Linked DNA regions of Homo sapiens: region 1 is linked to region 2. Evidence: read pairs that join two places in POLR2A ChIA-PET (ENCODE). Cell type or tissue: PC-9. All regions are shown on one strand. Each heading gives the region's core, and the rest is flanking DNA. Links, peaks and the distances in the headings are about the cores only.

The links. ChIA-PET counts read pairs that join two places held together with the same protein. Peaks named below come from ENCODE experiments on the same cell type or tissue, not always from the same donor. Only the 100,000 strongest peaks of a DNase experiment are listed, where the experiment ranks them.
Region 1: POLR2A ChIA-PET joins it to region 2 with 5 read pairs; 9 of 35 experiments call an interaction of 5 or more read pairs at or near these places.

Annotation. Positions count from the first base shown.
Region 1 is chr17:28,217,786-28,222,573 of GRCh38, forward strand. All of the region lies in intron 1 of LOC105371710 (a long non-coding RNA gene), which reads right to left. Among named protein-coding and RNA genes, the nearest start is that of TMEM97, 99 kb to the right of the region's middle. In PC-9, for the core only: no CTCF peak of the experiment used is centred there; a DNase peak (open chromatin) is centred at 2,166; H3K27ac peaks cover 886 bases.
Region 2 is chr17:28,158,287-28,163,074 of GRCh38, forward strand. NLK (nemo like kinase) reads left to right here. Exons shown (of 11, transcript NM_016231.5): 4 at 2,874-2,980. Among named protein-coding and RNA genes, the nearest start is that of NLK, 120 kb to the left of the region's middle. In PC-9, for the core only: no CTCF peak of the experiment used is centred there; no DNase peak of the experiment used is centred there.

The sequences.
Region 1 (4,788 bases), core at 477-4,476, 60 kb after region 2:
CTCAGCCTCCCAAGTAGCTGTGACTACAGGCACACACCACCATACCAGGCTAATTTATTTTTTGTTTTGGTAGAAACAGGATCTTGCTAGGTTGCCCAGACTGGTCTCAAATTCCTGGGCCCAAGTGGTCCCCCCGTCTCAGCCTCCCAAAGTGCTGAGATTACAGATGTGGGCCAGGAACCTGACCTTCACCACACCACACTCTTAAATGGCAAAATGCTTGCCCTCTACTTCCTTATTTCTCATCTCTGTGGCCTGGAATATGAATGTGGGGTAATGAACATTCTTTTTTTTTTTTTTTTTTTTTTTTTTGAGACAGAGTCTCTCTCTGTCACCCAGGCTGGAGAGCAGTGGCATGAACTCAGCTCACTGCAAACTCCGCCTCCCGGGTTCAAGCGATTCTTCTGCCTCAGCCTCCTGAGTAGCTGGGACTACAGGCAAGCCTCACTCCGCTCGGCTAATTTTTGTATTTTTAGTAGAGACAGCATTTCACCATATTGGCCAGGCTGGTCTCAAACTCCTGACCTCGTGATCCACCCGCCTCAGCCTCCCAAAGTGCTGGGATTACAAGAGTGAGCCACCATGCCAGGCCCGGTAATGTACATTCTTAAACCATGTGGATGGGTGCACAATCTTGGAATAACAAGACAAGACGGTGCTTGGGCTCCTTGTAGATCAGAGGCACCCTACCCCCCAGCTGCCAGCTTGGACCCTTACATGAGAGAGAAATAAATATCTATAGTATTTAAGTTACTGTTATTTGGTCTCTATTAAGGCAGGTGCACCAATATTTTAACTAATATGTTCACTTGTTGACTGATCAATTCAATAACCTAAGAGCCACCATGTGCCAGCACCACATCAGATACCAGGAGCCACAAAGACACAAGTCCACAGGGGCCTGGTGAATCAGGGAGCTGACCGTGTCTGAACCAGGTCAGAACTGTTTCTCCCTGAATCCATGCTTCTTTCAGGACTTGAGCTTCTGCACCAGCAGCACAGGCCTCTTGAGACTGTTGGACCCTAGAAAAAGTTTTGGATTCAGACTGGGAACAGGGGCACTGGTGTGGAGGGGATGTGCACAGAGCTTCCCGGGACTGGAGCCCAGGGCCCCTCACAGTATTTTATTTAAGGCTTCACAACACACACCAGCATTTGGTTTATATTTGGTTTTTAAAAATTCTTTGGTTGTTCTTTAAGACATTAAATAGAAATACCCTGGCCGGGCGCGGTGGCTCACGCCTGTAATCCCAGCACTTTGGGAGGCCAAGGCGGGCAGATCTCCTGAGGTTGGGAGTTTGAGACCATCCTGACCAACATAGAGAAACCTCATCTCTACTAAATATACAAAATTAGCTGGGCGTGTTTGCACATGCCTGTAATCCCAGCTACTCAGGAGGCTGAGGCAGGAGAATCATTTGGGCCCTGGAGGCAGAGGTTGCGGTGAGCCAAGATGGCGCCATTGCACTCCAGCCTGGGCAGCAAGAGCAAAACTCTGTCTCAAAAAGAAAAAAGAAAGAAAGAAAACGAAATACCCCATAAAACATTCAAACTATATTGGAAATATATAAAATACCGGAGAAGCCCTTGTTTTGATATAAGTAGGTCTGAGTCATTGACCAGTCTTTTGGAAACGTCAGTTCAAGTGGGCAATCGTTAAAAACAGACACGTGTAGGTCCTGGTCACTTTGTTTTGACTTCAAACAAAATTCACACTCAGGCACTAGTTTTTCTTTGGGTATCTTGACTCAAATCCCTCTTTGACTTTCTTGCATAAATCACACCCACAATCCTATAATTCATCACCTATTATTTTCAATTTATTTAAACTTAAAGACAGTTGTGAAGCAATCTGATGTAGAACAGTTCTAGATTTTTAGGATTTTCCCTGAATAGTTTATCTTTCACATCTAATTCAACATGTCAGCAAATCTTTTTGTGTATTACTTCCAAAGCATTTAACGTCATTTGCAAGGAAACAATTCTTTATGCACTCACATTTCATCAGTTTATGTAATATTTAATTTAATTATATGATTACAATGACAGTACACCTGGCATAAACAGGCTAGGGACACACCCAATCAACTCTTGGTAAACCGACAACTCAACCCAGAGCAGAGGTAGCTGAGTTCTTGCTTTTCTAGACCAGGGGTCAGCAAACTATGGCCCTGTGGGCCTGTTTTTATACATCCTGTGGGTTAAAAATGCCTTTTAGGGGCTGGGTGTGGTGACTCACACCTGTAATCCGAGCACTTTGGGAAGCCAAGGCAGGCAGATCACTTGAGGTCAGGAGTTCGAGGCCAGCCTGGCCAACATGGTGAAACCCCATCTCCACAAAAAATACAAAAAGTAGCCGGGCATGGTGGCGGGCGCCCGTAGTCCCAGCTACTTAGGAGGTTGAGACAGGAGAATCCCTTGAACCCGGGAAGGGGGACTTGCAGTGAGCTGAGATCACACCACTGTACTCCAGCCTGGGTGACAGAGTGAGACTGTCTCAAAAAAAAAAAAAAAATGCCTTTTATGCCAGGCACAGTGGCTCATGGCTATAATCTCAGCATTTTAGGTGGCTGAGGCCAGAGGATCCCTTGAGCTCAATAATAATAAAAAGAATGGCTTTTTAAAGTGGTTGAATCTGTAAGTGGTTGAAAAAAACTTAAAAAAATATTTATTCCATGAAAATTATATGAAATTCAAACTTTAATGTCTGTAAGCAAAGATTTACTAAAGCACTACTACATCCATTCTTTTTTTTTTTTTTTTTTGGTGTATTCAGTGGCTGCTTTCAAGCTACCATGGCTAAGCCTAACAGTGTCAACAGAGACTGTCTGGAGCACAAAGCCTAAAATATTTACTATCTGGTCCTTTACAGAAAGAGTTTGCCTACCTCTGTTCTAGAGCGAAGCCTGAGCCTTGGGTGCTCACTATGCCACAGGTATCTGTTACTGTGGTTTGCAGAAGCTTCAGGTGAGAGGGAGAGCTTCTAGGAGAATGCCTACCACGAAAAGTGAAAATCCCTTCCTTCTTGGCATCACTGTTTCCCAAACCCACCTCCCACTCTTCCCAAGGTAGCTTCATGGTTTGCTTCGTCACTTCCTTCCTGGGCTCAAGTGAACCTCCCAACTTGGTCTACCAGAGCACTGGGATTACAGACATGAGCCACTATACCCAGCTCTGATTTTTCTCTATAGCACTTATCAGATATATTCCATGCTTATTTATTTATTTATTTTTAATTTGTTTGAGACAGAGTCTCACTTTGTCACCCAGGCTGGTGTGCAGTGGCACCATCTCAGCTCACTGCAACCTCCGCCCCCCAGGTTCAAGCAATTCTCCTGCCTCAGCCTCCCAAGTAGCTGGGATCACAGGCGTGTGCCACCACACTTGGCTAATTTTTGTACTTTTAATAGAGACGAGATTTCACCATGTTGGCCAGGCTGGTCTTGAACTCCTGACCTCAGGTGATCCACCTGCCTCAGCCTCCCAAAGTGCTGGGATTACAGGCATGAGCCACCACGCCCAGCCTCCATGCTTATTGATTTATTTTCTATTTCCTGTCACTAGAATGTGAGCTCTATGAGGGCAAGGGTTTTGCCTGTTTGTTCACTGCCCTATCCCAGTCCCTAGATGAGTGCCTGGCACACAGCAGGGACTTCATAAACGCTTGTTGAATGAGGATCGAATTACTCTTGCTGTATGACCATCTGCTGTCTGCAGGACCCTGGGCATGAGGAAATGCCTGCAGGCGGAAGGGCAGTGGGCCAGTGCTGCACAGTGCACGATGATCAAAGAGAGGGCTTATGTGTGGGGAGTGGGTACGGGCAGGTGGGTGATGGGGTGCAAAATTCTAGACCTCTAAGGATGAATGGCAGAGGCCACACCCCCTTGATGAGTGACCCTTGAGCCCACCGGACAAGGGGAATGGTTGGCTAGGGTCCAGGTCCATGGTCTCCCTGACTTAGGGTGGCCTTGCCCGGGGCTCTGAGAATGGGGCCAAGGAAGCCCTAGTGATTCTGTCCCCTACCCTTCAAGGACAAGTTGGAGGCAGGCCCTGGTCTCAAACATCTACAAAAACAATTGTGTCTGAACTTTCTGCCCTCACAGATGTCAGCCCCCCAACCCCCAGACATGTCTCATGACCACTGAGTCATGCATCAATGATGGGTGTGGGTGTGTGGATGGATGTAGCCAAGCCCATTGACCGAGGACTGAGACATACTCCCCACTAATCAACAAGTTAACAAGCTCTCTGATGAGGAGGCAGTGATTAATGAACCAATCGGCTTGCCCTGTAAGTGGGGAGTGAAATTGGAGGGTGGGAGTATGATGGATAGGGAGGGCTTGGAGGGATGTGTGAGGCTGGCTCCTGGTCCACACTGAGACTATCTGGGTGCCCATTTACTTTGGCTATAAATGAGGAAGTGACTTCTTCAGAGGTTGTAGCCCAAATTCAGGCCATCCCATACCCTTTAGCTTCTATAATGTCTCTCCTGTCTTCCCATCTGTCCTTGGACCCCATATTCCCCAAGACATGACGGGGTTCCAGGGATGTCAGATTCCCTGTGGACATCTCACAGGCTCCATCTCTCTGCCTGGAATCAGTGCACTAGAAACTCCCTATCCCCCCATGGTTAGTGCTGCAGGGTCAGAAGAGCAAACAGGCCCCTACTCTCTGGTATCCTTGCCCCCATTAGCCTGCAGGGTCCTTCTGTAGGCCCTGACCCCTGGGATCACAGATGTACTAACAGGCTCCCACTGCCCCCTCCATCCCAGGGTGAGCACCTGTCT
Region 2 (4,788 bases), core at 409-4,408:
ATAGAAAAGGTACAGTAAAAATATGATATAAAAGATAAAAATGGTACACCTGTATAGGGCACTTAACACGAATGGAGCTTGCAAGACTGGAAGTTGCTCTGGGTGTGTCAGTGAGTGGTGAGTGAATTTGAAAGCCTAGAACATTACTGTGCATTACTATAGACTTTATAAACTCTGTGCTCTTAAGCTACACTGTTTATTTTTTTAAAGTTTCTTTAATATAAATTAACCCTAGCTTACTGTAATTTTTTTACTTTCGAAACTTTTTAATTTTGTTAAATATTTTACTCTTTTGTAATAACACTTAGCGTAAAACACAAGGACATTGTACAGCTGTACAAAAATTTTTTTTTCTTATTTATTTATTTTTTCTCACTCTGTTGCCTAGGCTGGATTGCAGTGGTGCAATCATGGCTCACTGCAACCTTGACCTCCCAGGGTCAAGTAATCCTTCCACCTCAGTGTCCTCAATAACTGCTAGGACTACAGGCACAAGCCACCACACCTGGCTAAGTTTTTTGTAGAGTTGAGGTCTGAGTTGCTTTTTTACTTTTTAAAATAAGACACAAACATATACATTAGCCTAAGCCTACACAGGTTTAGTCACCAAGACACCCCTAGGCAATACAATAGGAATTTTCAGCACTGTTACAGTCTGTGGGACCACCTTTATACATGTGGTCCATCATCAACGAAACATCATTATATAATGTCTGACTGTAGTGTCAGAGTGGTTGAGGTAGGCCTCATTTGAAAGATAAAATTTGAGCAAAACCACAAAGGACGTGAAAGAGTTAACCAAATAGATGTCAGGAAGTACAGTCCATGCAGAGGGAATAGCTAAGGCCTAAGGTTGGAGTGTATCTAGCATGTTCAGAGAATATCCAGGAAGAAAGCAATAGAAGAGGTCAGAGAAGGAAGAAGGCCAAATGATTTATGGCCTGTGAGACCATTTTAAGGACTGGCTTTTACTCTTAAATGAAATGGAAAGCTTTTGCAGAAAAGTGACATAATTTGGCCTTCATCCTAAAAGATCATTCTGTGAAATGCATCCAGTTTTGGATGAATTGATGGATGGAAAGAGCAATGGATAGATGTGTGACAAAGCAAATATAGCAAAATATTCAGTGTAGATTCTAGGTGGTAAGTGTGTATATGGGTCATCTCTGCGTAATTTTCTGTGTTTGAAAAATAAGAAAAAGTTGAATAAAAACTATTAAAAACTATAACCCTGATGTCATTATTTAACTCTTCATCATTTTATAGAATAATTTTAACATGTCACTGAAAACTGTCCTGTAAGTGAATCCCACATGCCAAATATCATTTTCTCATTAACTTTCATTATGAAGTAGAATATATTTCTTTGGAAAGAATCTGAGTGATAAAACCTAAGATTAAAATATCTAAGAATGTAAAAGGCTTAAAAATTATATTTTCTATATAATAAAGTAAATGTCAGTATATAGGCAAAATAAAAAATATAACAGTAAAAAAAATTATCCTGGCTGCTGTTTTAGAAATCTAGCAGTCTTGGGCCAGAGTAGTAACAGTGGATATAAGAAGTGGCCTTAATTCTGACTAAATTTTGAAGGATTTCTGATGAATTGGAGGTATGGTGAAAGAGAAACGGGGAGTAAAGGATAACTCCTTGATGTGGTTTGTGGTGCAAGCAACTAAGAAAGATTTGGACAGTTTTGGACTTGTTAGTTTGAAATGTCAATTAGGTATCCAGGGGAAATAGGTAGGCAGTTTGATATACCAGTCTGCACTTAAGGAAAGATTAACTAGAGAGAGAAATTTGGCAGTCTGCAGCATGGATGTTATTTAAAGGCATGGCACTGGATCCGAGTATCCACGAGTGTGGATAGGGAAGAGGAGTGAGGACCAGCAGCCATGGGGCATTTCAACGTACAATGATTGAAGGAGACTAAAGCGATTTGGAAAAAATGTCTCGAGGAGGAGGGAGTTTGAAAACAATTGAAAAACAATTTTTAGTTGTTTTGTCAAAGGCTGTTATTATCAGTTCTCCTCCCTGTTCCCAAGTTATCCCCTTTCCTACTTGTTTTTGCTAAAACATTAAATTAGAAATTGCCTTAAGAAAACTTAATACTTAAATTATAAGATTTACCATACTTTTGCTTCCCTAATGTATCTAACACGTGCTTCACAAGAGTCTTGAATTGCATATCTCCATGGCTCCCCAGGCTCCAGCCTTTAATCATCGGCCATGTGTCCATTCAGCAAAACCCTAAACATACAACAGAGTACAACGTATAGGAAGCTCGCTCGAAATCTAGTGGTGATGGTGGGGAGGGGTGTTTCATAAATATATACAAAGTTAAATAATAAAGGAACTAAATTACTAAGATTGTGGAGAGACTTAACTAATTATTTTACATGTGTTTAGGAATACCATATTTTATAATGTAACAAGCCACAGCCCTTGGATAGGTTGTGATCTTTTCCATTGGTGTCATGGTGGCCTAAGATGAGATCACCAATCCCCATTTGTTTGGATTCAAAGGACATTCCTGTAATATGTCTAAGTAGAGCTTAAGACTGTTTGGTCGTCATACTTTTCCTGGCCTGGCTGTTATTTAAAATGTTTACCTTTGGTTTTCTCTTTGATAATGCTGATTATAAGGAAATCATTTGGTCGTTTACTTCTGCTGACTTTTAAACATGTAAGTTCTTTTGATTTTAGTAGTGTTTTGTGAGGGCTGGAATTCTCACCTCTGTCACGCTGTCTAGAAGCTTTCTTTCCCCACTTTTCCAGCCTTGAGAATGGAAGTTATTTTTTAGATCTGGTCACCACTTTGAGGGGGTAGGGGACTGAATTCGCCGAACTCTCCTTAACTTAAAACTTCAAGATATGTTGTCACAGAATTGATGCAGAGTGACCTACATAAAATTATCGTCTCTCCTCAACCACTCAGCTCAGATCATGTCAAAGTTTTTCTTTATCAGATTTTGCGAGGTAAGATTTCTTTATGAAGAAAAAGGTGCTGTCACACTGTAAATGAAATGTTTTGCTTCTCATTTAGACTTTAATCCGATCTTCCAAGGTTTTCTTCTTCTCTAAAGACTTTTTTCTTTTGACCAAAGCATATTTTATAATTTCTATATTTAATGTTAAAGAGGAAGCTTTTTAGGGTTGCCAAATAGTTCTTGTTTTCAGTGATGAAAGAGAAAGCCCTGTCAAATTCATTAGGCAGTTGAGTGGGCTAATCTAGGTGAATAAGCAGGATGGTTTGTCACAAGTTCACAAAACAGCCTTTAGTTTTCAACGGAATAGGAATATGTGGCATCAGACGACTAAAGTGAAAAGTGACTATATCCCCTATGGATGACGTCCATCCTGCAAGCCAACAGTAGGTGGGCCTGTCTGAGTATTGGCTGGCATACCTGAAGCCAACTCCAGAGAAACAAAATGACCCTTAAAACCAAAGTAGATTGGGAAGACCAATAAACAGAGCCAGCTAAATTCTAGACAGCTCATTAAAGAGCACAGACTTGACTGAGAAAGGATTTGGGCCAACATTATTGACACTTCTTCTGGCCATCAAGTATGTCCATGAGAATTTTGCCATTACAAGTAGAGAATTGCTTAAACCTGAAACAGCTTTCTTACCTAGTAAGCAAAATACTTTCCCCCTGCCCCAGAATTCATAGAATTAAGAGATTCTTTATAGAGATTGAAAAATAAATGCCAAAAGGATGAAAACACATAAGCAATTTTTTTTTCAGACAGAGTCTTGCTCTGTCGCCTAGGCTAGAGTGCAGTGGTGCGATCTCAGCTCACTGCAAGATTCGCCTCCCAGGTTCACGCCATTCTCCTGCCTCAGCCTCCCAAGTAGCTGGGACTACAGGTGCCCGCCACCACGCCCAGCTAATTTTTTGTATTTTTAGTAGAGGCAGGGTTTCACCGTATTAGCCAGGATGATCTTGATCTCCCGACCTTGTGATCCTCCTGCCTCGGCCTCCCAAAGTGCTGGGATTACAGGCGTGAGCCACTGCGCCCAGCCACATAAGCAATATTAAAACTAAAAAACTCACCTCCAGGCCAGGCATGGTGATTCATGCCTGTAATCCCAGCGCTTTGGGATGCTGAGGCGGGCAGATCATCTGAGGTCAGGAATTCAAGACCAGCCTGGCCAACATGGCAAAACTCCATCTCTACTTTAAAAAAATACAAAACTTAGCTGGGCATGGTGGCACTCGCCTGTAGTCTCAGCTACTTGGGAGGCTGAGGCAGGAGAATCGAGTGAACCCAGGAGGTGGAGGCTGCAGGGAGCCAAGATCGCGTCACTGCACTCCATCCTGGGCAACAGAGTGAGACTCCGTCTCAAAAAAAACAAAAACGTTCACCTCTAAGATTTGTTCATATTCTATGGTAGGGGAAAATGGGGAAGATATTGGCTCTTTTTGTACTTGTGAAAAATGTGATTTGCTACATTTTATCCAAAAAAGACTCAGCCCATTAGCCGGATATGGTGGTACATGCCCGTAGTTCCCACTTCTCAGGAGGCTGAGATGGGAGCATGGCTTGAGCCAGGAAGGTCGAGGCTTCAGTGAGCTGTGATCATACCACCACACTCCTGCCTAGGTTACAGAGCGAGACCCTGTCTCAAAAAAAAAAAAGAAAAGAAAAAAAGAAAAACGCACACAAAAAGGACTCAACCTTGAGGCTGGGACCTTTAGCAGTACTGAATGAAGACACTGGTCTTCTAAGATTTCACAAATATTTTTAAAGTGGTTCATTACCCTCTTGATTCTGAGCGGTAA